2 separate regions of the Homo sapiens genome follow, and region 2 is linked to region 1. Evidence: read pairs that join two places in POLR2A ChIA-PET (ENCODE). Cell type or tissue: PC-9. All regions are shown on one strand. Each heading gives the region's core, and the rest is flanking DNA. Links, peaks and the distances in the headings are about the cores only.

Evidence for each region. Peaks named below come from ENCODE experiments on the same cell type or tissue, not always from the same donor. Only the 100,000 strongest peaks of a DNase experiment are listed, where the experiment ranks them.
Region 2: POLR2A ChIA-PET joins it to region 1 with 6 read pairs; 1 of 35 experiments calls an interaction of 5 or more read pairs at or near these places.

Annotation. Positions count from the first base shown.
Region 1 is chr13:98,414,980-98,417,893 of GRCh38, reverse strand. All of the region lies in intron 16 of FARP1 (FERM, ARH/RhoGEF and pleckstrin domain protein 1), which reads right to left. Among named protein-coding and RNA genes, the nearest start is that of FARP1-AS1, 19 kb to the left of the region's middle. In PC-9, for the core only: a CTCF peak has its summit at 1,041; a DNase peak (open chromatin) is centred at 1,313; H3K4me3 peaks cover 1,057 bases; H3K27ac peaks cover 1,888 bases.
Region 2 is chr13:98,205,859-98,208,772 of GRCh38, reverse strand. The region is part of intron 1 of FARP1 (FERM, ARH/RhoGEF and pleckstrin domain protein 1); the gene reads right to left. MIR3170 (microRNA 3170) reads right to left here and starts at 249; the gene lies at 173-249. In PC-9, for the core only: no CTCF peak of the experiment used is centred there; a DNase peak (open chromatin) is centred at 1,611; H3K27ac peaks cover 579 bases.

The DNA.
Region 1 (2,914 bases), core at 299-2,798:
GAGAGCTAGTAGAATGATGAGAAAAGTATTTAATTCATTTTTATTCTATGATGGCTCACTGGTGCTTCTATAAAGATGCTCCATTTTTCTGGGCAGCAAAACAATTTTCTGACCTTAGTCATCTCCATTTCAGCCACCTAGCATCACGGCAACACAATGCTGCTCCCTCTGTGAAACTCCTGACAGCAGCTGTGAGAGTGTCCCATCCCTGAAAGAGCCCCCTCTCTGCCCTGGAGGGATCTCCAATCCCTCAGGACACCCTTCTCACATCTCTTACCCCTGCAGGACTTCCTCCTGCCCGGAGTCTGCTCCTGTACACCAGGAACTACCTTCCTCAAACCATCCTTGCCCTCCTGGCTGCCATTCTCCAAGACCGGCTATCTTCTGGACCCTCCACCCCCATGTGTTCTTTTTTTTTTTTTTTTTTTTTTTTTTTTTCAAACCTCTGGTGGCCTCTGTTTCCTTTGCTGGTTTTTATGCTGCCATGATCTACGTTTATGGAAAGCAAGCTGCCATAAAGGTATAGTCGAGAAGATTCTGCCCTCAGCTCTCTTTTCCTCTTAATGTTCTCTTCCTTGAAGATCTGATTCTTCTTGTGGATAACTTCCAAACCTACACCTTTCTGCCTCATTTCTTTCCAAAGCCTGGGACCCACATTTCCAACTGTTTGGAGCACTTTATCACAGGGCCCTCAAAATTATCATTCCCAAAGCAAGCTCATCTTCCCTTATCGTACTTGTATGCTTCTTTCTTCCTGGCTTCTTTGACTTCCCTCCCATTTTCATGACCATCCTCTGAGCTGACTGTGTTCAAAACTCTAGGTGGCCTCCCCTCTCCTTCCTCACTGTCTCACAGAGCCTTGGCTGCTCAGTGATATCTCGACATTCAGTCAGTCTGGTCCTCCCAGCCAGTCTCCCGCATGCTTTCCACGTGACTCTGGCCAAAGTTTCTCCTAAAACATGCAGCTGATCCTCCATGAAAACTGCGTGCACCCCATAGCCAATTCCGAGGGCCTCTTTGTACGACTGACTGCTTGCTGTCTCCCAGCTCCCAGCTGGCTCGTAAGTGGAGTTTTGTACCCTGCAGAATCTACCAAGGCACTCTGTAGCAAAGCAGGCCTTCCACCTGTCTCGGGGAACCCAGCTGGCCACCTTGCACTCAGCCTCTGCCAGTCACCTCAGGGCTGGCATTTGGGAGTCCTGACTGCACGCCAAAGGTTGTTAAGTGGCTTTCTCTGAACTCATTTGAACAGCTGAGTAAACTGTTCTTGCTTTCACAAGGAAAAGAACTCCTGAAGTTATTAGAACTCACCAAACCAGTTTCCTTGTTTTTGAAGAAAGCAGGTAATGTGGCTTTGCCAGCAAGAAGCAGGCCTTGGGCGTCCATCTCCTTCTCAGGTGTGTTTACTCAGGAGAAGGTGACATTTGGATAGGGGCAGGTGTGTTTGCTGAACTGAGCTTCAGCCTAATCATTCCGGAAAACTTCCTGAGACTTTCTCTGCCCTGTAATTTCCCCACTGTTGATGGAAGTATATTGCAGTCTCATGCAGGACTGCGAAGGGAAGGTCACACTCACTAGATCACTTATATACCAAATTCTGGGGAACTTTTGCTGCATATTATACTTTAGATCTCTTTCCATTAATGATAATCATTGAAAATATTACCATGGAATAAAATCTGGACTTTAGTTAATGTAACATACCAACGTTGTTTTCTTAGTTTTGCCGACTCTCCTATGGTGACATAAGATGTTAACGGGAAGAGGATGGGTGCAGACCATACAGAAACACTATTGTCTTGGCAACTTTTCTCTGGAATTATTTCCAAATAAAAAGTTAATTTTTAAAAAATGATCAGCTTCCCCGCTTTCTCTGCGCAGCGCAGTATACTAAGCCCCTTCCAGACACTGTGCCATTTGCGTAACACCCTGCATGGGAGATGCCATCCACATTTCACCCAGGAGGAAATGCGGTTCAACGAGGCCCACACCTACAGCTGAAGACAGCCCCATGGCGGGGGTGTGACCTCGAATTCGGATCTTACCCATCCCAATCGACAGGAGCCAACCTGCGCTTCCGTATCACGGCAACGTGAGGAAAGGCATGGGTACACATACATGCACTGAACACACACATGCGCAGTCTGTCAGTCAGTAGCCAGGGTGAATCCTTTCTTAATAATCTTCCCTGTGATCCATTCTTCTCACTGAACAGATTTAGCCCAAGGGTTGCCTGTTCTGTATAGGCAATGATGGTACATGTGTGTCCTCAGGGACAGAACTGGCAGCAACGCTCCATGACCACCCTGGATGTGACACCCACACCTGTGAGAGGACACGGCTCTCTGTGCCCTATGTGCCTGCCTCCTCCTTTGAGAGTGCAAGTCCCCCATGGGCAAAGCCTGCCACGCACACACTCACCTACTCATTCATTCATTCATTCACTCATTCATTCATTAATATATTCCTTCATGCATTGCTTGTAGACTAAAGAAACAAGAGTTATAACCAGTCTATGGCATGCAAACCAAGGAATCATAGACTGTTAGCACTGTCAGAGGCACTGCAGGGTCGGTTGTTGCAGAAAAGGTATTCATCACGATCACCCCAAGAAGTACTTAAAACACACAGATTCCTGAGTCTCACTCTTAATAAAGCTCTGATTCAAGAGAACTGGATAGGGCCTGGCAATCTGCCTTTTTCAAAGCCCCCTCCAGTTCCCAAGCCCAGTGACCCTGAGGCACCGCCAGGTTTGGGGTTTTGCTCCACAGACAAATCCTGTCTGGACATGAACAGTCAGTTTCTGCTGGAGCACCCCTGAGATGAAGGAGCTCCTGACCTCACAAGGCAGACTCTCACTGCCACGCTGCACTTAGGCTTCAGAAATCCTTTTCTGTGTTCAGACATTGTGCTT
Region 2 (2,914 bases), core at 199-2,698, 210 kb after region 1:
AGCGACTCAAATCACCAGGGCCTAAAAGGGCGTGTCCTTCCATCGAACATGTCTAGGAAACACCTGATCACTGTCTAGGAAACACCATTTACTCCTGACTTCTCCCACACTCACCTTCCTCACCTACGGTCCATCAAAGCCTTTTGAAGATTTTATTCACTCCTTATGTCGTCTGGTAACATAGGGGTTCTAAGACAGGCAATGCTTCTGGAGCTAACACTGTCTGTCTCAGAACCCCAGTGTTACCAGATGACATATGGAGTGAAGATCTGAGAACTGCTTTTTTTTTTTTTTTGAGATGGAGTCTTGTTCTGTCACCCAGGCTGGAGTGCAATGGCGCAATCTCGGCTCACTGCAACCTCTGCCTTCCAGGTTCAAGCGATTCTCCTGCCTCAACCTCCCCAGTAGCTGGGATTACAGATGCCCACCACCATGCCCGGCTTTTTTTTTTTTTTTTCTCCCCAGTAGAGATGGGGTTTCACCATGTTGGCTAGGCTGGTCTTGAACTCCTGACTTCAAATGATCCAAGTGCTGGGATTACAGGAGTTAGCCACCACGCTGGCCCCTTCTTTTTTGAATGCCTGATTCCACAGGTCTGTTATATAAGTGCCTTTCTCACTTCTGCCTCAAATAAGCTTTTTCTAAGCATCTGTTTCTAATCTGTTTGGTTGTGTGATCTCTGCTTTGGTTCATTCACTCATTAGCCTTGAGAGATGAGACCAGCCTGGTTAATCTAGAATCCCAGCCTAGTGCCCTTCACCGAAGTGGAAGAGAGATCCTCAATACTGGGCCAATGAATCAAAGTGTGTGTGTGTGTGTGTGTGTGTGTGTGTGTGTGTGTGTGTGTGTGTGTGTGTGTGTGTGGAGGTGGTGGTCGGGGAGCAGTATATTCATTATGAAGTCAGTTGTGTCCAAAATAATCTTCACAAGCCAGGCAAAATTACTTCTATTCCATATATGTTTTCTGTTCACTGTCTCATGGTTAAAAATAAATGCAATCTCCAGAGAAAACTATGCCATCAGTCAAGTTGGCCTTCCCCATTCCCAGCCCCTCCATGCACTTTTCGTACTTTGGTGTGGCCCCTCCCCCACCCCACCCCTTCTGCCCTGCACTTGCTCAGCAGGGACAGGCCCTGTGCACGGTAATTCACACTGGGCTATAGCTGGGCTTGTCACTCTGAGTCAAGCAGGCATGGACCTGGCTATGGTGTTGATGCCCATCCAGGGAGCCGATGACGGCAGGAAGGAAGGGCTCTACTCTCCCACCTCACCCCAGCCTAAAGGTGCTCAGACCCTCCCTGCAGATATCTTCTCCTTGTCCTACCTAAGCAAAAAGCAAGACTCCTCATCCTCTGAACTGAATCCTTTCTCTCCCTCTTGCCCAAAATCCCCAGATAAATATATATTCTAATTTTTAGCACCTTGGCATTTAAAAATTTAATTGAGTTAGTCATTAACAGATACTTGGTAGCTTAACTTCCTTTCTCTTTAGTTCTCAAATGATCTCATGTCTAGGTTATTTCTACTTCTGGATACTGATGCTTGAACAAAGTATGTCATACTTTCTCTCTGTTATCATACTTGCATGCAGACTGTTGCTGTACATGGAAAAGTCTGTTTAATTCAATCATAAATCCAGCCAAGAGTTTTGAGTTGAGCATCCTAAGAACGCTAAGGGAACATCTCAGGAACGCTGGCAAGTCATAAATGGGTAACCACAGTTGATGCTTGATAGCAAAACTGGTAAGCCCAGTAATAAAATGCCGTCTTCCAGATAAACAAATCCAACAAACCGAAAGGCCTCTAGTGTATAAATATTAACCTATGCTCTATTCTGAATTTATCTCCATTAACTTCCTGACTTCTGAAATTCTTGAGGAATAGTCAAAATATAGACTATTTCTTTCCTTGTGATACCTTATTACTAAAGTGATTATTCCAGACCTTAAAGTTAAAAGCTGCTTGCAAAACTACTTTATTAGTTAGCTCTATTTGAGAAATTACTTTAAAAAAGTAACAACAAAGAAGTAACAAGATTTTTAACCGCCAGAGAAAAGGTAAAAAACTAGAGTTGTCTTGTCTTAGTATCCTGACTTATAAGGACTTCCTCTTGCAATTCATCCAAAAGCAATAAGCAGTAAACTAAAAAACACAAATTCCATCCCTGAGGAAACTGGGAGACATCTGTAGCCCCAAACCAGAAAATGTAACAAAAATGTGCCAAGCTGCAGTGAAGGTCAGAAAGAAGGGAAGGAAAATGCTTGGAGAGGCTGCTCATGGCTACAGATCTCAGATAAAAATGGCGGAGCTTCAAATAAGCAGCAAACCAGTCATAACTTTCTTGGAATAACAGGGACAGGTGTGCAGATTCACAGTAACAGCTTCCCTGGACATAGTGAGATTGATATGAAATGAGAAACCATACAGGCAAGCCATATTTGTAGGAAGCAGTCTGTCGCTGAGGCAAGATGAAAAAGACAGACTGCATTAGACATACCACCAAGGTTGACTACCAAAGTTTCAGCAAATAAGGGAATAGCAAAGGTTGAAAGGATCACACACACACACACACACACACACACACACACACACACAACCTCAAGTCATGAAAATTCCTATTAGTATGGAACACGGCTCTGTCTGCTGGCCCACTGAGGCTCCTGCAAAGAGCTACTTCATACCTACTAACCAAAAAACAAACAAACAAAAAAACCTTTACAAAGATGCTGCAAGAAAAAAGAAAAATGACAGATGAACATCCAAAGAAAATGTTACATGCAACAGATTAAAGCTTTGTCCAAACATAGTTATAAATTAATAAAACTTCATGAAATAACTGATTCCATAGACAAAAACATAAAAGGATTTACAAGAGTTCAGGGAAGCTATGGGAAGACATTAGCAGGAAATAAAG